Linked DNA regions of Mus musculus: regions 1 and 3 are each linked to region 2. A link is a loop called in an ENCODE intact Hi-C map of the cell type or tissue named here. Cell type or tissue: heart. All regions are shown on one strand.

The links. Hi-C counts contacts between places; a loop is a spot of excess contacts. Peaks named below come from ENCODE experiments on the same cell type or tissue, not always from the same donor. Only the 100,000 strongest peaks of a DNase experiment are listed, where the experiment ranks them.
Region 1: it touches region 2 in a loop (2.8-fold over the local background); 11 of 42 quality-filtered maps call a loop at or near these places.
Region 3: a loop joins it to region 2, with 3.0 times the contacts of the local background. A loop is called at or near these places in 4 of 42 quality-filtered maps.

The regions. Positions count from the first base shown.
Region 1 is chr13:97,594,528-97,602,527 of GRCm38, forward strand. No RefSeq gene overlaps it. Among named protein-coding and RNA genes, the nearest start is that of Gm34087, 24 kb to the right of the region's middle. In heart, no CTCF peak of the experiment used is centred here; DNase peaks (open chromatin) are centred at 544 and 4,784; H3K27ac peaks cover 816 bases.
Region 2 is chr13:97,935,982-97,943,981 of GRCm38, forward strand. Arhgef28 (Rho guanine nucleotide exchange factor (GEF) 28) reads right to left here. Exons shown (of 36, transcript NM_012026.2): 30 at 6,472-6,603; 31 at 3,479-3,579; 32 at 842-880; 33 at 694-741. Among named protein-coding and RNA genes, the nearest start is that of Gm34388, 46 kb to the left of the region's middle. In heart, CTCF peaks have their summits at 2,166 (motif pointing left), 3,101 (motif pointing left) and 3,732 (motif pointing right); DNase peaks (open chromatin) are centred at 3,080, 3,700, 5,300 and 6,500; H3K27ac peaks cover 387 bases.
Region 3 is chr13:97,432,155-97,440,154 of GRCm38, forward strand. Lncenc1 (long non-coding RNA, embryonic stem cells expressed 1) reads left to right here and starts at 2,816. Exons shown (of 2, transcript NR_110432.1): 1 at 2,816-2,938. In heart, no CTCF peak of the experiment used is centred here; DNase peaks (open chromatin) are centred at 2,917, 3,347 and 3,947; H3K4me3 peaks cover 2,955 bases; H3K27ac peaks cover 4,336 bases; H3K27me3 peaks cover 515 bases.

The sequences.
Region 1 (8,000 bases), 340 kb before region 2:
TGGTGCCTCCTGTTGATATGCCTTCATTTATATGAATGATTTTCATCTTTCAATAAAATCCTTTTGAGAACCATAGCTAAGAGCCCCTGGCTCCCCACTGATCCCTTGGTCCAAGGCCTTCTGAGTGCGGGAATTCCACAGCTGTGCTTCCATGGTAGTAGATGTTGACAAGATGAGAGAAATCAAGATAAAGAGAGCAGCAGACCCATGACATGGAGCTTGACATGGAGCTTAAAACAAAAGCATCACACAAAAGTGAACGAAGAACACTCTTTGGCTAAACCCCGACATTTTTCCATGGTTTGGTTCCATCTGTACAGTTAATGCATCTGAAGAAGGGACAGAAATCCAGGGCAGTGACCGAAGCAGGGCATTCCAAGTTTCACAACCAAGATGAACATTCTGTTTGATCCTTTCTCAGGACCATGACATAGTCCTTACTCACCCTTCAAAGCCCTTTCACAATCTAGAGAAAACAAGCCGGGGGACTTAGGCAACTCCTTAATCCCATGACTGTTGGCAGAAGCACTCCAAGTGTCCAGGTCTGTCCTGCCAGCAGCCCAGTGCCTGTCTGTCTGCACCGCCATGTGTTCCAGATGGGCTGCACATGCTGGTGGGTGAACGTGCCAGGCCTGGGAAACTTGAAATGTGCATTTGATCAGTGAACTCAAGGGCTTGGTCACTGGTGAAAATTCACTTTTCCCTTGGACTTGTCCTCCCAGACATGTTTGCGTTATGATGACAATTTGTAATTACATGAAGTCTTTCAACCTCAAAAATCTTCAAAGTCCTTTTAGATGGGAAATGTTCTCAAGTCTTCCGTTTGGCTTTCCGGGACATTCTGCTGGCCCAAGTCTTATGGAGGTGGCGAGTTGTCCTGTATAAACTGCTGGAGGGTGGGTAGAGAGTTCAAAGCAGAAGAACTGAGAGCTCTAATCAAAATTCTCCCTCCAGAGTTGGATTACAGATGCCCGAGAACTCCCTCACCACGTACATCAAGGGATGTTCTAATGGAGTGACTTTCAGAGAAGGGGGCACTTGGCCTCTCTTGTCACTTTGACCCTTTCTTACTGACTTGGCCTATTTTGGGACTTTTGGTTTTCAGAATCTCAAAAGGAGGATTAACAAGGAGTTCGTGATAGCGCGTGACAATGGGGCAGACCTTGTCTGTTGATGTCTTTTCCAAATTTCCTCCACCTGTCTGCCTCTGGGTTTGTTTGCCTGCAGTAGAGGTAGATGGTTCTGTCTGCAGATGGCTTCCCATCTCAGGCCCCAGGCTCTCCTGCTTCTCTCTGCTCAAGGCTTTCTGTGCCTCCCAGGGGGCTACTCAGTTCTCTCAGAGCCAGGGGGATGTTTTCTGGGTTAACTATTCTCAGTGGGAATCATCAACAACAAGACTCTACAGAGGGCTACACCTGGTTTCATGATCTTGGGGGAGGTGGAGATGATGTAATATGTTCTGCATTGTTTGTATGGGGTCCCAGTAGGACTACTAAGCTCCAGTTTGTTTCCATAAATGGCTTGTCATATTTTTTTCTCACTTTTCCTCATTATTTCAGGTTTGTTTTCTAGACTCACCTACGGGTTCATCCACTAGCTTCCAGTCTGTGTGCTGGCATGTGTTTCTATATGGCTCCTGTGCAAAGACACTAGGTCAGTGTGTTCTACATTCTCTGTCATGGATTCAGTTCAGTAGGACAAAACTGTTTTCAAACGTGCTGAGTTTCGGGATGGAATCAGGAACACTTGGGTCTTTAGGTTTATGTCTATGAAGGTATACTGAATCCCTGTCAAGATTTATGTCTCCCTATTGGCTGTGTTTAAAGGAGTTTGGAGATCATAGCTCCAAATGCTTTTGACATTTGACTTGTTCAAACCAAACATAATTTCCATATGGGAAGAGAGATCCGAGAGGGAGAGAAACAGTGGGACCTGAACCTAGAGGCAGCATTTCTCACAGTCACAGGAACAGGAAGAGCGTGGATGCCAGTTTTAGAAATCAAAGGCTCAACCTGATGATCTCTGATGCTTAACCTGCTCTGACATTGCTGGGCATCCGCCATTCCTGGAGGGTTGGCAGATGGGCATGCCCACATTGGTGGCCATCTCTTGATCTGACCCTTGAGTGGTTCAGAGTTTAGGGAAGCCCTTCACCCTCCTGCCAGTGCAAAGGAGCAGGCAAGAGACTCTTCCTGGAGTTCTGCTTGCCACTGTTGCTGGCATGATTGTGTGGGAAAGGATGTCACTCATGGGTCACAGGGAAGTGGGAATGTCTGTGGATAGGTAGAAGGTTACAGGGTCACTCCAGTTTGCTCTCTGTCTTTGACAATGCATAGCTTCTCTGAGAGGAGCTGTCAAGGCAAAGAGCCAACCCAGAGGGCACCAAGGACATGACTAATGGGGTACCATTGCAAAGTTGTGTTGTTACTACAAATCTCAATGTTTCCTGAGATTAGAGGCTTAGATGCTTCTGTCATTGCCCTAATACTTCACTCTGCATGCTTGACTTAGTGGCATCCACTGGTCCATGTCATTCTTTGACCTGGGAATCTTGAGATTGCCTCCCCCTTTCTTTCATTTCCTTCTTTCTTTACACACACTGTTCAAAACACCAGCCCTCAGGCAGTGGTATAAATAAGAATGCCCCCCTACAGGCTCGATCATATATTTGAACACTTAGTCAGTAGGTAGTGGCACTGTTTGAGAAGGATTAGGAGGTGTGGCCTTTGTTGCAATAGGTGCAGCCTTGTTGGAGGATTGGAAGAAGTTTCTTACTGGGTATGGGCTTTGAGGTTTCAAAACCCTTGCCAAGCTCAGTATTGCTCTCCCTCATGCACTTCCTCTGTCTGTCTGTCTGTCTGTCTGTCTGTCTGTCTGTCTGTCTCCCTCTGCCTGTGTATTAAGTTATAGCTCTCAAATTACTTCACCATGCCTGCCTGCCTGTCACCTTGCTCCCCCACCATGATGATAATGGGCTAAACCTCTGAACTGTAAGCTAGCCTACAATTGCAAGAATTGCCTTGGTGATGGTGTCTCTTCACAGCAAGAGTGACTAAAGATACCTCCCTTCTCTACACCATGATTCCAGAAGTCAGGGAGGTCACACATGTTATTTTTAATTTCTTTGTGCTCAAGATGAAACCAAGAGCCTCTCATGTGCCAAACCTGCATTCTACTATGGAGCTAGGTTTCCGTTTTTATTTGCTCACATTTTTTATTTGCTCTCATTTTTACCTCTTTGATAATGCATTCGTTAGCATGCAACTGGGAAGGGAGGAATTAAAGAAAAGAATTGGGCCTTAAATATTACCTTAAAGGACAGATGATAAGATATGGTTTTAAATTAGAAGAATCTATGGCCAAAGAAACACCACCCCGAGGAAATGAGTTACCAACAGATGGGAACCAGATAATCCCACGTGAAATAAAAAGCAGTAACAAGAGTAGTTAATAATTATTGAGTATTTTGCATCAAGTACTCTTGAATTTCTTCGCATACATTCACATTTAATGAAAAGAACTGTTAAGTTGATGTGATTTGTGTCCACAGTTTGTAGGTGAGGTGACCAGAGCACAGAAAGCTGCCCAGTGGCTATGTGGCATTGTTGATAGGTGAAAACGGGGAGGCCGGCTTGAGAGCCTGTGCTCCTAACCAGTTACCTCTCCCATCTGTGGATGGAAGGTTCACGGAAACCTTGAAAATCAGTTTTGTTGGAATAGTTAGAAGCTAGGTGTTTGGTAATGGGGAGCCAGGCACTTTAGCTAGAGGATAGAAGCATTTTTTAGATGCCAAAGCTGCCCTGGTCCTGAGAACTGACACTGCTTCCTTCTCCTATAGGACTTGCTGTGGCTGAGTTTTGGATGCGATCTCCATTTGACAAGGAATAAAGACGAGGCATAAATAAGTAACATTTATCTTGTCTTACATATGGATCTCCTAGCCCTCCCTCCCTTCCTCTTTCTCTCTCCACCCTCCCCACTTCAATCTTTCTTCCTCCTTTCCTTCCTGATGCTCAGCAGCAAGATGTTCCAGTCTGGGATGATCTGAAGAAAGGGCAAAAGAGAACAGTGTATTCTGGGAATGCAGGCGCCGCCGCTGCTTTGGACTTGCTTCCAGCGGAAATCCCCATGCAGATCGTATCTTCCACGTGTCTGCTCAAACACTAAGATAAATGTCATGAAACAGGAGCAAAGGAGAGGCTTCTAAAACACCAAGATGCTTGAAAGCAGAGAATCCTGTAGGGCCTAGCAAAGACTTTTATCTCTCCGCTTCATTTCTCTAGGGAGTCTTAACTGCTCCAGATTCAATATCACCCTTGAGTGACTGGGAAGCAGCAAGTGGTCAAATTATTTTCACTGTCTGTATGGAGTCCCTGGTGTACCAGGAGGCCGATGCCTCCAGAGAAGACCCACAAATGACTGTCACGCACTGTGGGGGCCACAAGGAAGCAGTGTGCACACTGGCCTGGGAAAACAACACGCCAGAGTAACAGGGGTATTTTGCAAGCTTTTAGTTGATTCCTCATAAGGGCAAAGTCTAATTGCATCTCAGATATCAAAGTTGTGCTGCACAGAGCCCACTGTAGCCCTTAAAAAAATTTATGTTCTGTTTAGCAGGGCCAGCAGGTTCAGAGCCACGGTCACCGGCTGCCTAATTACTCTTGCGTGGTTCCCTTCACCCCACCCTTCCATTTGCTGCAGTCAAGAGTTATGGCTCTGATCATTCCAGGCTGTTTCTTGAACGTAACTGGAAATATTACACAGTGTGACCGCCTCCCTTCTGGGACTGGAATATGAGATATTGTGTAAGCTTGCCTCACATCCTTCAGAGCACATGGAGGTGGGGACTTTCTCCTGACAATTCCCACACTCTGTCCCCTTGAGTGTGCCAACCCCTTCTTGCAAGTCTGAATTCTCTTCTCACATTCAGAATGATAACAAAAGCACAGACCCAGTGGGCACGCTGGCTCTTAAAATCATGCTGACATTCAGAAAACGGAAGCAGGAAGAACATGAGTACAAGGCCAGCCTGAGCAAGAGAGTGAGAACCCATCATAAAAAAAAGACAAGAAGAAGAAGAAGAAGAAGAAGAAGAAGAAGAAGAAGAAGAAGAAGAAGAAGAGGAAGAGGAAGAGGAAGAGGAAGAGGAAGAGGAAGAGGAAGAGGAAGAGGAGGAAGAGGAAGAGAAGGGGAAGAGAAGGAGGAGGAGAAGAAAGGAAAGAGAAAAGAAAACCTGTTTCTTAGCTCTAGCATGAGTGGTCCTACTTTGCAGTCTCTTGAATTTTAAAAGACAGACACAGACATAACTGGTCCTCAACCATTGCTTCATACCAGTGGTCTTCCTCTTTAATACAGTTCCTCATGTGGTGGTGATCCCCAACTATAAAATTATTTTTGTTGCTACTTCATAACTGTAATGCTGATGCTGTTATGAATCATCATGTAAATATCTGATATGCAGATGGTCTTAAGCCCCTGTGAAAGGCTCATTCAATCCCCAAGGGGACTGTGACCCACAGGTTGAGGGCTGTTGCTTTATACCAATCTGAAGGCAGACATGCATCTACAAGCTGACCAATAGTAATATTCTGAGTTCTCACAAGGCAACTCTTTTGCAAAAGCACAGCATGGCCTGGAGCAATAGGCCTTTCTGTTTCAATAGCCAGGACCAAATGGCTAGGTCTAGGTGGATCCTGGAGTGCAGTCTTGGAACAGCCCACCAGGGCCTCAGTGCAGGTCTCCATGCTTTGTTCAGACATCTCCCTGCTGTGCTCCGAGAAGCTGTAGGGCACATTCATCCGCCCAGGCTCGAGGCCTTGCCTCACACTCGGCTCCTTTATCGTTTCAAGAGATTTGCACTGTGGAGGTCAAAGGGAGCAAGCCGGGCCAGGCCCCACCTCAGCACCAGCCAAAGTTGCTGTCAGCACCAGATGGAGAAATCGTCAGCCCAGCCAGGTAAGAGGCCAAGGGAAACCTCTGCCTCATCAGAAATACTTTGCATTTTTCCTCCTCTTTTTGCAGATGAGCAATGGTGAGAGATGAGTTCTGCCTTCTGAATGTGACTTCGTGGTCCATAGTGTAAGTGTGCATTATGCAGATGTTCTAAATGCATCAACACAATTCTCCAGAAAGCCCTGGAGACTAAGCTGCCTTGGGATTTTGCCACCGTAGGGTGCTCAGAGTCACACGAGCACACGGATTTACCAGTATGAAAATTATAGCAGACATCCACCAAGGCATCTGCTTTGCAAAGAACCTAAACACTAGATGCTATATCTTCTTGCATATCACCGCAGAATTAAGACTCATCTTTCTCCTTTCTGTTTATCCAGTCTGTTGGGTAAGTAGAATTGGCTAAACCAATGTTCTTCCCTTCATCAGCTCAAGTGACTTGTAGCTTCTCCCTCTTCTTTAAGGGAGGCCGTGCTGGCTCCTTGTTTTGGATGATTCTCTTGAGAGCCTTTCAAAGAGCCTGTTCTATTCTTTTTTTTCTCTCCACACAAGAACGAGTGCCATCTTCCTGCTTAGAGTGTCTTCCATGGTCTGAGGCCCACTGGAGAGCTTCCCTGGGAAACTTTTCCCCAGGTGTCTTGGGACATGAGGGAGAGAGACAAGGTAGAGAGAGGGGTGGAGGAGGGGCACCGGCTTTTATAGGAAAGTGGAGAAAACTCACCACACAGTTAATTAGAAAGTGCCATGAAGCAAGTCCAAACTTTATGGCTTTCCTAGAATTGATGACGGCTTCTAACTGGGCCTGCCCGCTCCCATGCAGGTGTGTGCAACCTCCAGGTCCATATGGTTTTTGGCTGCCCCGGGCCTCATTCTTTGTTTAGCCCAGGATCCTGTAACTGAATATCGCTTAATAACTTTTTGTAATAATGTAGCTTGAATCAGCTTCTAGGTCCAACCAACCTCTGCTTCCTACAGACTCCCGCTGTCTTCCTGGCACACCTGCAGGGAGACACAGCCCCTTGGTTGCCCCTAGGGCAATAGCTTACAATAGTCTTAGGCTTACAAAGAGGCAGCTGCGGGTTCAATGAGGGAGGAGGCCAGGGTATAGAGCTTACTCTCTAGAAGTAATTTGTTTCACTTAGGACCTGCCAGGAGGGCTGGAGTCCTGTGACTTGAAAAAAAAAAGCCAGAGTTTTTTTTACTAAAATAAAAAAAAATTATGGTAATGTATAACACACAAGCAAGCCCTGGCTTATACAATCTGATTTATAGGCACCCCTGAAGGTCCAGGTCACTTGGGAGCCCGAGAATGGTGGGGCCAGCCTTATTACCAAAGAAATTCTCTCCTTTCTCCATTTGTTGTGGTCCTGATACCCTCCCCTTCAACCCCTCTGCCCCACCTCCTTAACTAAGGGCATCACACTGGGAAAAGTCCCTTGTGGCTGCAAGTCAGACTCAGCTGGATTCCTGGTCTTAGTCCTGCAATGAGGCAAGCCTGGAGTTCCAGAAAGTGGGTGCTCATTTGATTCTTTTGGGTCTTTCTGAATTTCAGAATGTCTAAGGAGCTTTTGAAGGATACCGGTACCTGGTCTCACTGCGCTAAATAAAAAGTGTTCTGGTGAGTCCAGAGAGTCCTTGGCTGGGCAAATGATTCTCCTTGGGAACTCCCTTCAAGTAAGGTGCAGCCATGGTCACTTGTTGTGCTTTGACGTGTTTCCCTATGCCTTCTGTCCTCAGGGGTGGGGGTGGAGCTTGCTTGAGCCTATAGTGCATCCTTTGTGCCACAAAACACAAGAGCAGGTGATAGGAGGGAGGGAGGCACAAAACTGCACTTTGGTAGTTATCTAGGACTCTAAAAATAGACGCAGAATCAAGAAAGAAATAGACACATGTGTTCTGTCCCCAAAGTCCTGAGCAGGGAGCAGAGGGTCAGACATGTCCCAGAGGGTCAGCAAATGTTCCAGGAAGCCCTTACCCATGGAAGGATGCTGCCATTCAGCTGGACGGAGGCAGACTCCATGACCCTTTGGGGCTGGAGATGGAAGAAC
Region 2 (8,000 bases):
GAAGAAAATATCTAATTTAAAAAAAAGATCATGATAACAGCAATTCTCTCTATTCTCAAAAATGTCTACACTGTATTGTCTTGATAGCATTAAACATTTCTAAGCACCACACAAAGCACACTGGGTGCACTGGTAGCTTCTTTAGTGGGAGTCATCTGAGGGGTGGATTGCACAGTCTTCCAATTCACACCGCTAGAATGATTTCTACGCCTTCCTTAAAAGGCCATTAGTAGGAGGCTCGGTGGCCCATTTGCTTTTGAGTGATGAGCAAACCAAAAACACAGAGGAGCATGCAAATTATTTAGCCGGCTCTTCCCAAAGGCCTAAGGCCAGATGTGGAGGTGACACACATGTAGGTGAGAATTTTAGTTTTCATCAGAAGACGTGAAGTCATGTTGCACTCACCTAAGTGGTTCACTGGGTCAGACCCAAGCAGATTCATTGCTATTATTGAGAGACACGAACAGTTTTATGGTTTCTGAGAAGAATCGGGTAAAACGTGGTAGTGCCTTACTGCCTCGTGATGACAAAACCAGGTGAACTCAGCTCATCTGGCCGAGTGACACCTGGGGGGTTGGCACTCTTGTTGGATGGCTTACGGCCTTTCAAATGTTCTAATTTCTGAGGTCTGGAAATCATCAGTGCACGTTAAAAGAAACGTTCACAAGGTTGAAATTACAGGAGAGTCGTTACCTGAAGGCTGTAGAGGAGACGCGTTAAATTCTGTATTGCTTGTATAATCTGGGGGTATAAGAAAGATTACATGTGTCAAGTTCTTGAAAAACTTCCTTAGCCACGACTTGAGAAAGGATGCTATATGTTTAAAGCATGCGTAGCTCACCTCTGACTGTGAAGAACCGGAGAAACTTCTATATTCCACCTAAAACACATAAAAACACGAGAAAATGAACAGCCACCCGACGTTTGGAAGCTATCAAGTATTCCTGATCTATGGGCTTCCCTGTCTCAACTCCATCACCTCGGCTACAGTAACCATCTCCTCCCAGGCTGGAGAATTAAGCAGCCATTTGACAATACAGGTCTCACTCGTTCAAACTCAGAGGTGTGTGACAACTCTTACCCAACCATCCCTTACCATGGCATAGATGATGGTAAAGAAACGCCAGGGGAGGTTGTTGCACCTGGCTCTCTGGGGGCTACAGGACAGCACAGGGACTCTAGCTCCCCGATATCAACGTTGGAGAATCATGATACCCAAGTAGCCGGTGGTTAGAGAGAGACGGCCCAAGGGAAGCGCTTAGTTGGTGTCTCCAGATCCCACCTCAATTCATCACCAGCCAGCTCCAAACCCATGAGTGAAGCCAGAGGATGCTGGCCATCTTGTCCTTGGGGATGGATGGGGCCTCAGACTTTGTCTCTTTCACACCAGGGAACATCGGGGAATATGTACATGCGGAGAGCTCTAGTTCCCAAAATTGCATTAAGCATTTGTTTATGTGCCGTATGGCTTCTCCCATTAGTAAACCAATTTATGTATTGAATATTATATCTGCAAACCTAAGGCTGGTGTTTCACATTGTAAGGGACACTCAACAAATAAATGAGTATAAGTTACACTTGCTCGCATTCTCTTTAATAAGTAGCCATGAATGCTACAAACTCCACATTTTGTGAACTAGGAAACCATTCATTTCCCTAGCCTCTAAGAGCCTACAGCCTCCTGGATGATGCTTGCTTCTGTCTGAGCACACGTCATGTTCAGCCCTAAACAAAGTCAACCATGTTGCTTCAAGGAGGCTGGGAGCTTAAGCTGCTGGTGAGCGAGCCCCATTTCCTTTGCCTTCATACTGTCACTACAGACTTTGTTGCTAATCAGTCCATTAACAGGGAAGGGACAAAGGTAGAATAGAGAGAAGCATGTCGGTACTTTAGAACTCTGCCCAAATGTACGGAATATACTCTGGTTTGGTGGTTAAGTTCTTGCGTTTCCTATGAGCCCTTCTTGGCCCATCCACTGCTTTAGTGGAAAAACAAAAAACAAAAACAAAAAACCATGATATTTCCAAATTTTATATTCTACCAAGAAGCAAACATGTAGAAATGGGTTGGATTGTGCGACATTTGGTTACTGCTCGAACCTCTGGGTTTGGGAAGACAGAAGAAAGTGTACATTGTCTTTTTAATGGACTTCATGCGCCACCTGGTGGTGGTACTGTATAACTACAGTTGATCCATGCGAGGAGAATTTCTACCCTTGGGTATTGTTTTTAATTCTTTCAGAATTTTGTTTTAATCTAATCTTTTAAAGGACGCTGACGCCAAGACATCACTATATACTTGCTTTATCTGTTTATTTCCATTCTCAAAAGGCCCCATCAAGTGTCAGAGTTTCCAGAGGTTAAAACCTGAACTCACTTCTCCACCTGTAACTGAGTCAGGAGTCAGAGTCAAGCCATTTTCTGTGCAGAACTAGGCTGCATCGACCAATTATCTTTCTTCCCAAACAACCTAGGAGCGATTGTAAGCTACTGGCTTCACGCTTCAAAGTGAAGATCACACGGAGAAGCGCAGACAAGCTAAGGCAAACTAGCTCAAAGCTTACAATCAGAGTAAGTAGAGTAAAATTCTGTATTCATAAATTAACTTGGGCCTCTGAGCTTTGCAAATGAATACTAAGTCAGAGCTGACTTTTCTGTGAAGTTCTGAGAGCCAGACTGGTTCTGTCCTATGCCACGTATCTGGAAAACATGTAACAGTAAGATGTTGCATCTGTAACATGTCGTAGTCCCACACTGGTGCGCATTAATACTTGGTAATGGAGCTAAATCAATGCTAGACAAAGTAAAAACCCTTGACCTGACTCCCCACCTCCCAGGAGCACCGAGCTCTTCCTCCCCTCTTATGAAATCACACACGTCAAGCTAATAGGAAGCTGTATGCATATAATTTCTACACAGAGAGGTCCAGCCTACATATATTAGGAATCAGAGAACATCGTAGCACGGGCAAAGGGTGGTTACGTGGATTCCAAGTCTGCGAGAGGAAGGTGGGATACAGGTGAAGAGCAGAGGATCACAGTAGAGAACAGAAGCAAGACGTCCCAAAGTGGAAATCAGTTCAGCTCACGGGCGCCATCTGGTGGTGAAGCGTCCCAGTGTCGGGTCACCTCTCAAACAGGGAGTTGCCAGAAGCAGTGAGAAAAGCAAAGGTTTGCAATGCAGAGAGTAGGCCGGAAGTCAGAGAGTGCAGACACACATATACACAGGAGGGTTGTCAAGCTTTTCGTTTTGGTTTTTAATAACGTCTCAGTTGATTTTCTTTTTAACATGATATATAAAAACCACGAACATTTAAAGAAGAAATAGTTTAGAAAGTTTCAATATAGATATTTAAATAAATCAGAAACAATTCAGAAAAAGGTATTTTCAATCCACTCATTGCCAGAGAGCTGAATCTACTTTGTATACAAAAGCAATAGGTTCTGGTTACTAGCAAGTTGGTTAACAATTAACAATACCTTCTCCCCTGCATCAGAGACTGCCAAGTCGGTTACCACACCCTGGAGCCCGGGATCCACATCCCAACAGCCTCTTCCTTCTGTCCCTTCTGTGACTAATGCTGGAAGCACGCCATTGAGACAGAAACAAAAAGGACAACATCAAACGTCAGCCGGCCAATTACATTCTTCTGCCCACAACTGAAGCACACTTCAAAAAAAGGAGTCATCACGAGATAATACATACTGAATGAACCTACAGGGGGCGCTAGAGATCGCAAGGAAGCCCGCAGTCCCTGCTCTCCCGGAGCTTACAGGCTAAGAGACACCAAGCAGCATCCTTTGCCACCTGCCATTTTAACTGCGCTTCTTTCTTGGGCTCATGTGTCCATGGGCTGTTTGTGGTACCGAGTCTACATCTCGCTTTCATTTAATAGGACAAAGCTGCCTGGGAAAGAAGTAATTTAAAACAGGTGCCCAGTGGAATTACAGCAAGGTCTCTTGGCAGACCCAGGTCCATAAAAGGCTCCCTCGAGGCCAGTACAAGAGCAGCAGCTGATGGACAAGGTTTAGAACGCAGGTCCAGAGGGCACTGATCTAAGAAGGCTGGAGGCAGCTAACACTTTATGGTCTCAGAGTCATAAAAACTGAGAGCCTGCCTCAGTTTCTCCTCATTTCCAGCTTTGCTCACACTTCCCACTTAAGCTTTAACACTGTAAATACATTTGACCTAGGAAAACACATCCAGAGATGTTAAGTACCAAATACAAATTTACCTTTACCGGTGAAACCTCGGTCGGCAGGATTTCATCATTGCTTTATGGATTTCAGTTAAAACTTAGGCTATGTTCACCTTTTCCTGACTTAAACCAGGCTTCTCAAGGCTGCTCCACCCCACCCCACCCCCAACTTCATTGGAGCAATATCTGACCAGGATCCTGACCAAAATACTCATTTTGTGATGTTTATAAACTTCTTTTAAAAATATGGTATCATCACGCATCTTTATTTCTAACAAGGGGCTGCCCCTTTCTCTTTGTTTAAATTTTAAAAATCACATGTATCACCATTAGGAAACAGCAGCTGCCCAGGATTCCAGAAAGCCTCTTCTAAGCCAGAGTTTTCTGTGAGTGGGAACCACTTCGAATGAACCCAGTGAAAAGCCAAGGTCACCCGGTGCAAGCGAGCACTTCTTAGGCAAGGATGTTGGAGGGACAATTTATAGCAACTTTTCCTAACGCCTAAAGAGACAGTCAAGCCATCTCCAAACCAGGAGCCAGTCTGTTCCTCTTGCCCACTTCCTCACATTAACAGTTAAACGTTGGAGGAAGCTAAGATGGGGCCGAGCAGAGGTAGAAGGGGAGTTTCCAGAAGTTTCTGCACCCTCAGGCATAGCTTCAGGGTGGGCAACAGGGTCTCCACTGGACTGACCATTCTGGACAGTAGAGTATAATAGTCTCCTTTGGTAAGTGTACTCATGAGCTTGTAACCTCAGACCGACAGGGGCTCGCTTCACAAAGGCCCTCCCTGAAGCCCACTGCAAAGCTACTCTGGTCCTTCTTTGAGGGATCCTCTTCTGCCCTTAACAACTGTATAAAGAGACCAAACTCTCAGAGCACCGTAATCCAAGCCAAGCCAAAAAGGATGGCTTCTGGCATACAGGTTCACCCCATGCCTGATCCTAACGGCAGGGCAGGCTGTTCTAGGTCTAGCAAATGGGTGTAGATTCTGTAGGATTCGGACAGGGAGAACCCTCACTGGCCTGCCTGAAGGGAGGAGAGGACCTGGGGAGGGCTCCAAACAGCTGCAGGGCACAGAGGAGCCTCCCAGCTGTCCCTGGGGCGGGGCTGATGGCGGCAAACCCTCAGTATTTTTAGAGAGCACTTCCTCAATGGCATAATGTGGCTCTTCTAAAGGAAATCACCCAGAGCAGTACAACTCCCTTGATGAATCTGGCCGGTCGAAATGAAAAACATATGTGCACATTCTGAAAATAGAAAGCCAGGGTTAAATAAAGCAGAATTTGGGAGGGGAAAATAATTTTGGGTGCTTGTAATAAAACAAAAACCAAAAAAAAAAAAAAAAAAGAATAGAACTAAAAAGTTATACTGCCCCTAGGCATTCTACTGAACCAAGGGATTTGTTACAAGAAAGTCTAAAACAGCATGCCTGTGGTAGCGCACACTTATAATCCTCGAACTTGGGAGAATCAGAAATTCAAGAATTCAAAGCTCATTCTCAACTACAAGAGGAAATTTAAGGCCAACGTGAAAGCCACATGGGACCATTGGGGGGGGGGAGGGTAAAAAAAAGCAGCTCGTGCAGACATTCTCTTTCCAAGTAAGGTTTGTACCATCCTCACATGAAAAATAGTCTCTTTATGCTCTTAGAACCCTTTTTTGGAATTCCGTATTTAGCTTAAAACTCTACATAAAAACAGCATAATTGGGCTCTGAGACATTGCTAAGCTTATTCTCTACCTTATTATTTTTAAAATACATTGACAGCTGAGTGTGATGGTGTACACCTGTGAGTTCAGTGCTTCTAAGGCAGGAGGATCATAAACTGAGATCTGCTCAAAACAGAGAGTATATTCCAACATGAAGAAGAGTCCCTGGGAGGGCTGAGGGTGAGGCTCAGTGGTAGGCTGCTCGCCTGGCATGTCCGAGGTCTTGGGTTCCTGTTTGGCAATCGTGTCTATAATGATGCCACCAAACCTCACGCTCACACGTGCACCTGCATGCCATGGGGGGAGGGGAGGCTTAGCCGAAGGACAGAACAGTACAGCCTACCAATGTTAAGTCTTTGTCCTTGAAATACAAGTGCCATTGTCACATATAATATCTCTTTATGACCAGCATGATTATTCTCAAGGTTTTTTTTTTCTAGTTACAAAAAAATTACATTAAGTTCCCCTGAAATCAGGTAGTTACTGCTTTTGTTTTATGTGACCACTATATGCACTAGAGGCTGTGCGCAGGCTCGTGGCCAAGGCCTGTGCTGTCGTCACTTACAAGCAGTTGGTGACGCTGGTACATCCTGTGTACTGGGTGTGTCCATCAGGACAGTCCCTCCAGGGCTTTCTTCGGATGACTGGCTTACATCGCCCATCTTTGAAGCCTTCACAGCCACTTGCAGACTCTCGGCTAGGAAGGAGGAAAAGCAAAACTAAATCTAAGCCATAAATATACAGAGAGATAGTGTAGTTTACCAGGTGTGTCCAACCTGCAACAGGTGGGCTGCATGGGCCCCAGGCGGTAATGACTAAAACTCAATGCAAAACTGTAAACTTACTTAAAATGTTATGAGTTTGTTTTGTGAATTAATGAATCGGATTGAAACTCTGCCACGTGGCTCTTGAGCAGGAACTTTGTAGATCACAATTTGTTGCAACACAAAGATTGGATGTTGTGATCAACCAAGAGTTGTTAAATCACATTTGATCAGCAACTGTTATTATACAACCCAGGGAACTACAATTTGGTTTTACTTTTCTTTATTTTTCCCCCTAAAAGAGCTTGCGGTAGACGACGCTGGGCTCAAACACCCTAAGGGTTACCTAAGGGTAACCCTGAACTCTTGACCCTCCTGCCTTTACCTCGCAAGTGCTGGGATTCCAGGAGTATGCCACCATGACTGGTTTCTATGACACAATAATTGATGCCCAAGGCCCCATACATCTTCAGCAAGAATTGTACTCACTGTACTACGTCCCCAGTCTGCCTTCCTGGTTCTAATAGTTGTATAAACACATGTTCATGAACACATAAACCTATATCCCCCAAAAGGCTGTGATCTGAAAAAAAATGAAAATACGTAACAGCTGGCCACTTACAGAAAAATCACGCAACCCCGCAGTCTACAGCAGCTGATAGCAGCACCCTTTTGCATAGAGAATTTAACATATTTTTTAAAAATCTATTGTATAAAATATTTCAAATGTAACTTTTAGTCAACTAGTATCCTGGAAACCTTCCTGTAATTCTATTAAGACACATGCACTATTGGGTATTAGGATTTGAAACATTGTTACTAAGATAGTAGCTGTTCCTCAAAGGAGTGTTTCTTCAAATCTGCTTTTAATGGTATACAGTTCCATCTGCTCTCTGGTCCTCGTGGGAAGTACCACTCCCTCAAAAGGAGCCATGTTTACTTACATAAAGGAGTCTCAGCTAGCAGGTGGAATGTGTCGGGGACCTTGTAACCATTTCTAAAGCATCCTCCACACAGACCACATTCGGGTCAGAGAACGACCCACTGAGCACCCACTGTTCTCTGGCTATGGCTACTTCGAGGGAGAAGGGGGAAAGAGCCACTTGCAGCTATGGCCACACAAAGGAGCAGGAGAGCCACAGTCGCTACTGGGACTGGGAAGAAGTTCCTAAAGGGGTGGGCACTGAGCTGACCTGGAAGAGCCGTGGGATTCAAGAAGAGAAGGGAAGGAAAACAGAAGCCCAGCAGAGCAAGGGGGCTTTTCAAAGTGTGCGCTCACTGTCTTTATTTAGACAGTGATGTCCCCACCCCGGCAAGAATCCCTGCAGTC
Region 3 (8,000 bases), 500 kb before region 2:
AAAGTTACTCTTACAGGCCAGAAAAGGAATTCCTCATGTGACAGGGCAAGGCACTGCAGAGGATCCTGCATCTTGTATTCTTGCAGAATTTAATCTCTTTGATGGAGACTCCCATGGGAAATTGACAGAACTCTATTCTAGGAACCTGAGGTCAAGATGCCCTGGCTAACTTAGTTTCTGTTAAACTGCTTCCTTCAGCAGAATCCCCTCCAGGTATCTAAGCTTGGGATAAACTGCTTGCTTTTGTGGAACACCCCTGTAGCTGCCCAGCCAGAAGCCAGGATGCAGTTTTTTGCTTTTAAAAGCCCCTTGGTCTAAGTGCTCAGGGCTACACTTAGTTCCGGAGTACTGGAATATAGTACTAGTTGGCTGGAATTCTGGAGTACTGGAGTATAGTACCGGAGTTGTGGAGTATAGTACCGGCCGGGTGGAACAGACTTTCCGTTGTCTATAAATGGTGTCTGGGATCTTTGGTGGGCTACTCTTGGAGTTGGTGTTCCAGGCAGTGGTGAACCACTCGGCATGGCAACTGGGAACCTCAGGAGGAGCAGCGAGCTCTCTTACCTGCTGAGCCATCTCTTTAGGCACCTCCCCTTGCTTTGTGACCGACAATGGCCTTACCATCCACCTGCTCTTGAGGTTGTGCCTCTGTGCTTTTGTAATCAGATCTGGGTTGAGCCTTCTGGAGAGAGACCGTCTAGAAGTGACTGGGGTTCTCTTTAGTGTCTTAGCAGGTGGCACAGATCACAAAGCTGATGACATTCCTGGTGACCACTCCTTTAGCTTCCTGTCTGCTAGGCTTCCTTAGCTAAAAGCCATTCTTTTCTCTCCTGAATCTGTTAAGCATTTAGCAGGGAAGGCTCTTGCTCTCCCACTCCCATCCCCCTACCCCGATCTTGCCCTGCATCAAGCTTCCAATCGGTTTCTGGCTTCAGAATGAATTCATAGTTGCCCATTTCATCCAACGAATTTTCATCTACTAATAGTATGATTTTTTGATGCTCATATTGTCCTTCAGTGGCCAGTGGGAGTTCAGTCAGGCTGATGTTTGTTCCTTTAACATCTCTATCTTTCTTCTTGAGCGCATCCTTTTTGGCATAGCAAGATAGTATCTTCATCTGACTTTTTCTAAGTTTCTGTTTTGGATTCAGTTGTTTGTTCAGGAGGCTCTGGTTTCCTGGAATAGAGGATGGTACTGAAAAGTCAGTGTCTGGGGGCCAGGGATGCGGCTCCACTGGGAGAGTCCTTGCCAGCACAGATGAAGACCTCCACTTAGATCCATCACAAATGTATGGTATACTAGGATGTGCCTGCAATCCCAGCACCCAAGAAGCAGGAGAAAGAGGGTCAGAACTTCAAAGATGTCCCAAGATCCAACACAGTGGGTATGAGGCCAGCCTGGGATACATGAAACTTTGAAAATATCACCCTTTAGCATCCCTTTTTCCTAAATACTTCATTACAGAGCAATAAGTTATTTCCCCAGCACTTAGGAGGCATAGGCAGGTGGATTTCTGAGTTTGAGGCCAGCCTGCTCTACAGAGTGAGTTCCAGGACAACCAGGGCTACACAGAGAAACCCTGTCTCGAAAAACAAACAAACAAACAAACAAACAAACAAGCAAAAGTTATTTCATGAAACGAGCCAAATTAAGCCAGATTAGAGTATATCTAAAGGCAGGTTATTGGAAAACCTTTCCTGGGTTAGTGAGTTCACCGATCCCAAGGATAGAGGCCAGGAAAGTCACCGTGGGGAGGGAGACAGAAGGGAGGGAGATATGCCAGCGGAATGTGTAGAGGATATGTAGAGGGTAGGTAGAGACCCAGGTTGAGACTGAAGGATGCTGGGAGAACCTGAAGGCCAGATCCACTTTGGTATGTTAAATATGCACCTCAACGCTTTGTCCACGGTCTGAAAACCAACACAGAGTAATGCTTAGTTTTGTATTTATCTTTATCCATTGAACACTATTCATATTAACATCCATTTCCAATCTAGTCTTTCTGATATCCTTAAAATTCTTCCTTACCTGACTGCCCTCTCTGGATGATGTAACTCTTTACCCATCTGCCATCTCTGCTGCGGGTTTCCTTTTTCAGCTCTCTCCTCTAGCCGCTGGGGCATTGACTTCCCAGGCTGGGTCCTAATTGCACTGCAGGACACCATCTTTCGGCCTAAATGAACATTTACATCCCATCTTCCAAACGTCTTTGCCCTGTTTTGGCTCTGACTGAATACCCCAGGCTGCCCCGCATGCCCCTGTGGACACTCGGGTTACCCGGCTTAGGCTCTTTAATATCAGTCTACAGGGTTACAGATAGATACCTGCTCCTCCCTGAAACTCCTAGAAGTCAGTGTGACTCAGCACATTTTTAAGGGTCTTCCTGGGACTGTACAAAAACTCTGTGTGTGGGGGGGGGGGCTAAGCTAGGAGAAAAATGACAAATAATAATCAAATCTGACCAACAAAATAGACAAACATGGTCCCGGGGGATGGAGAGGAAGGTTGTGGCATCAGCCCCTAGGCTCACTTACCTGTGAAGTGTCTGCAGGAGTGAGGAGGGAGCCATGGTAAGAGGGGGGCAGTTTTCTACATATATCCTGTGATTTCTGCTCTAGATATCTCGATTAAGAAATAAATGAATAAATTGGGGACTCGGCCAATGGCTCAGTGAGAGGGAACTGATGAGAGAGGCTTCTGGCAGACCAGGTGACTTCAGGAGGAAAAAAAAAATTAATTCAATTTCATCGAGTGCATTTCCTCTGGACCCAGGAATCACAGGAAATGCAATGTCTTTGAAAGGATGGAGTAGATTTCATTTTCTAGCGATCACTTTCCTTCTGCTGGTGACACACTGTTACTTCAAAGGCCTGGACCGGGGCGTGTTTCCTGTAAGGGTGAGCAGATTTGAATGACCGCTCAGGATGGACCTGCTCTGTAAGCACCCACCCCATGGGGCAGGCAATCTTGGGAATTACTGCTTTCCCGGCCCCTGCCTGCTGGGCTCGGGGCCTGGTGAGGTGATGGGGGTGGGGTAGGGGATTTCACAGTTCCCTAGCTCAATTAGGAGACAAAGCAGGATTGTTCTTAGCTTTGTTTTACGGAATTTCAATTGGGGGGGGGGTGTAAAAAAGATTCCCCGAGGACGCAAAACCCTAAATTGTTCTTGCTTTATCTTCTTGTTAAAATGTGTTGTGCATTCCTGGGCTGGAAGGCAGAGGAAATAAAGCTTCGCCGCTACCCCACGCGCCCTTCCCTATCTAGCCCTGTCAGGTCCCAAGTATTTGAGGGAGTTCTAATTACAGAGGAAACAGACTCCCTATCTGGTCTGGACTCTTGTCAGTGGAGAGTGCTCTTAAACGTTCCACATGGATTCAGGGAAATACGATTTGGAGAAGTGCTGATTTTTATTGGGCATGACTAACTCAAGCTGCATCTTTGTATTTTTTTTTCACTCCCTTTTAAGAATAATCGCTTCAAAATGATTAATGATGCCTGAAGCCACCGTCCTCACTTCCTGCGGTGAAACGCGGAACTTTTTGTGCATGTCTGGGTTTGTACAAGGGTGGGCTCCCAACTCACTGAGACAGTTTCCCATCCTGTCCAGACAGTTGGGTTATTGTTCAGGAAAGCTGAGTCTCTGGGGGGTGGGGTGGGGGCTGCAGAGAGGGGACCCTGTTCTGTCCCCCTCAGGGAGAAAAGAAAGGCTTCGCTCCAGTTACAGGAGAGTGAAATTGGTTAACCTCTCAAGGTGCCAGGACAAGCTTGTTGCTGGATTAGTTGGGTCCTAATTCTCTCTTCTCTCTCACTCCTTCTTCCCCGCCCCCTTCCCTCTCTCCCGTGTGCGCGCGCACGCGCGTGTGAATTAAGAACAAAACCTTGGTGTCTTTGAAAACCAGTAGAAACAAAAGGTCACCACCCTGCTGGGATGCAGCCATCTCTAGGTCCAGGCAGAGCTCCCCTGCCCCCCGGAACTCCCCAGGGGAGCATCCTGCCTTCTTCCTAGGATCGTCCTGGGAAAGCTGTTGCCTGGTCGTAGCCCGGAGACCGCAAGGATTCTAGCTCTAGCCGAGTCCCGCCCTCCCATCTCTGCCGGCCTAGGAGATATCTGCGGCAGCTGCAGGGGCCATTTTTTATAAATCGTATTTAGTAAAGACTGTGAGTGATTTTTGTAGATGACAGGAAAGTACTAGAATACTGGTGACTGGTTCCCCTGGTGGATTCTGAGAGGCTAGTTTGTCATGTAAATGTTTGCAACCTTCTGTCCAACTCCTCCATTCTGTCTTTGCATTTCAGTTCTGAGGAAGGCCGACTGGTGAAGTATGTACTAAAAGATTTCCTTTGTGAAGCTCAGTGCAAGCAATAACAATCTCTTCTGCCCATAAGGTATGGAGCGCCTGAGCTTTGGAGGACTGGCCACGTTAGGACTAGCTAGCTTAAAAGAGACAAGAAGGCTAACAAAATTCTCTCCACTAAAGGCGCATGCCAGGCAGTGAGCAGGGCACAAGCTTCTCTCCTGAGCAGATTCATCACAGGAGATGTCGGTGTCCAAGGGATTCATCACGTTAGAGCTTGTGAGCCCCGACTGAGAACAACATCTGCAAAAAAAAAATATGGAAACATGAAGTATTCCTTTAGGGTTACCTTCTATTGAAAAGTCAGGGAGCACACACCTGCAGTCCCAGCACTTGGGAGGCAGTGGGGGGAGGGGCTGCTGGGAGGGGAGCTGATCTCTAGTTTAAGGCATGTCTGGGATAGATAGTGAATATCAAACAAATAAGGAGTCAAGTGTGAGACCAAAATGAACTCCCCCCTCCCCCAGATTCAATAGCCTATCTGTTTTTTCCTGAGCAGTGCTATTCTGGTTGTATAAATCAAATTCTCGGTTTGCAGAACGATTCTGGCATCAAGTGCATTAGAAATAGTGATTTTAGGCAGGGTTCCCAGGGGGTTAGAGCTGGGAGCACTGGTCTTTATGTTAATAGGGAGAGCACCTGCTTGAGCAATCTGGGAACACTGGTTTTCTTCCCACGGTGCCTTCTCCATGTGAATTAATCTGTTAGCTGGTATGTGTGTCAGTTTATTTAGGAACATGTGTGCTGACAATTGGCTCCTGACTGTAAAATAAGGTCTTGGGGGAGATCATGATTAATTGCCTGCCTTACTGTGTGTGTATGTATATGTGCCTTTGATGACAGGCATTATCAGTGCGCATGTGTCTATAAAACTAAAGACAAACTAATGGCAAGCAATTATTAAGACATCGGAAGTGTGAATGAACAGGAAAACTTGGAGTTATCTGGACTTCCATTCTCTTCATGGACCTCGGAGCCAGGGAGATCTTACTTCTGAAATGCAGCATTTTCAGATATAGAACAGGCAGAAAAGTGTTCTTGGAGCTCTTGGAATTATAGGGACACACATTTTATTTAAAAGAAACAGGGCTGCTTAGTACAGTGGCATGTGCTTGCCTGCCAGCCTTCTGTTGGCTAAGGCAAGTTCAAGGCTGGCTTGAGTGCTCTAAGGAGAGCTTACCTCAAAACACAAAACAAAGACGCCAACCAAACCAAACCAAACCAACCAACCAACCCACCAACTAATAAACAACTGCAACAGCAACAACAACAAAACAAACAAAAACCCACAGCAAACAAACAACAAAACAAATACAAACAAAATAAACAAACAGTGCTAGATCTCAAACAGAAGATCTTTACAACAATTATTTGTTTTTCTGCTCTGTTCCAGCCTTCTAAAGCTGTGAATGGTGGTCAGCTCTGTATTCAATGTCTTAACAAGGCAGAGTCCTATTGGTCTCTTATTAAAGCCCAGAACAACAGACAACTGGATAATACAGTTCCCCACAAAACAAAATGTGAGCAATTTACAGTCATTTTTATCAGTGAGATATTGAAACAAACAGCACAAAAGGTAGCATTGCTTCCTTATAAAATGAACACAGTTTTATGAAGACCAAAACCTATTCCCAGAGAAATGGAGCTTTAAGCTGAAGAACTGGACAACAGTGGGGGTTTTGTTTGTTTTGGTTTTGGTTTTGGTTTTCTAAGACAGGGTTTCTCTGTGTGGCCCTCTGTGGAGATGGATGAAGATAGAAATTTTACTTCACAAGGATGAGGAATTTTTTTATTGGTTGGTTAGTAATTTGGGTGTTTTCTTTGGACACAGGCTTTCGCTGTGCAGTCCTGGCTGTCCTGGAACTTTCTCTGTAGACCAGGCTGGCCTGGAACTCAGAGATGTGCCTGCCTCTGCCTCCAGAATGCTGGGATTAAAGGTGTGCGCCACACCCAGCTAAGGCATGCTGAAGACTACAATTCTGGCATTAGCATTCTCTTTGGAATATTACTGTAGCATCGGAATCCAGAGTGAATCTAAGGGGAGGGTGCAGAGGTGACCAGCTGAGAGACAGCTTCCCCAGCATATGACAATTTCCCCAGCATATGACAACTGTCTGAGTGCTGGATGTCCTGCACACATCTGCTCATTTGTCTTGTTTTAGACACTGGCCTTGGGAGGTTGCTGGAAGCGCGGTGTGGCTCCTGCAGTGGGCATCTGGGGGAGAGGCCTGAGCTTTTATCTTACTAAAGCCAACTGCCTGGGAATGGAGAACACTGAGGAGATGGAAAGGGTGAGCAAAAAGCTGGAAGAGGCAGAGAAGTCATCTCAATAAAACCAGAGATGGCAGCAGGCAGCACGGAGGGCTGCAATGGCGGAACTATCAGCGGCTGCTGCACGGGAGGCTACGTGGGCTGGAAACAAGCCAGCTCTGCTGTGGCTAGATTGGGGCCAGGGTTAGGTGGGCAGCCAGGCCACGAGAAGGTTGGTGAGAAAGTGAAGCGGGTGGCGACTGCGCACAGTTCAGAAGGCAGCAGAGTGGCGGGCTGTTTTTCTTTCTTTCCCAGAAGGAGGACTTGAAGATTCTCTCAATCACTCAGCAAATATTTATTGGTGTCTACTAAGAGCTAAATGCAGAGGAGTTGGAGATAAAAGGAGCTCCCGGTGCTCCGAAAGAGCTCTCCGTCCCGGAGCTTGCAAAGGGAGAGGAGAGGTGAACAGCGAGCCTAATACCGTGTGTGTCAAGAGCCCCGTGGGAGGGGAGGCCACAGCTCTTGTCACACAAGAGGGAGAGTATTGAGGCTTCCTGGAGGGCTAATTAGGCATTCACCAGGCAAATCGCGAAGGGAGAACAAGGGGCTCAGAGGGACGGAGCTGGAAAGCTCAGTTGCAGAATAGTGTTGAGGCAGGAGGCAGCAGTGGGTCAGCAGGCTCAGGGGAAACCTCCAGTATGGCTCATAGGGAGTTTCTGAACCACAGAGTGGGTAGCCGAGGGCGGCAAAGAGCAGCAGAGGCTTGACCAAGACTGGAAAATGAGGTTCCGAGGGAGGGAGAAAGGTTGGCCTTGGCTTTCCTGGCAGGGTGGGGGCTGAGGCCATCTGCCAGCACACCCGAGGATTGCCATATTGTCATTATTTGAGATTCACAAAGACTTTCAGCAGCCCTGTAACCGACTCTCACTGACACCCCAGCCCTACATCTGTTGATCTGCTTTTAAATGTGGTGCGATCTTCCCTCCCCGGTATCTGCAGCGATGTAAGTGCCAGGCGTGACAGGCCTGGACAGGAGCCAAGGAGTATTGATTACATACTGTCTGTCCTCTAGTCGAAACTTGTTTATGTTCCAGAGTCAAACATCACCCAACAGGAAGGATTCTTTGTGGGAGTTTTCCAGGAAACAAAATCAGAAGTTGGTTTTGCATTCATTCATGTGTATTTAAAAGGGAGTCTCTGGCCTCTTTTTAAACTTCAAAGAGAAGAGTCATATAGGAGATGCCACGTAACATCTTCTGACACAAAGAACTCTGATCTGAACTCCGGAGGCCACTGTACCTTGGGGTAAAGGACCTTCTAGGTTCCAACTAGGGTGGTGAACCCCAGAGAAGAACCTAGACTTTTGACATATGAATGTTTTAGGTTTAAATTTT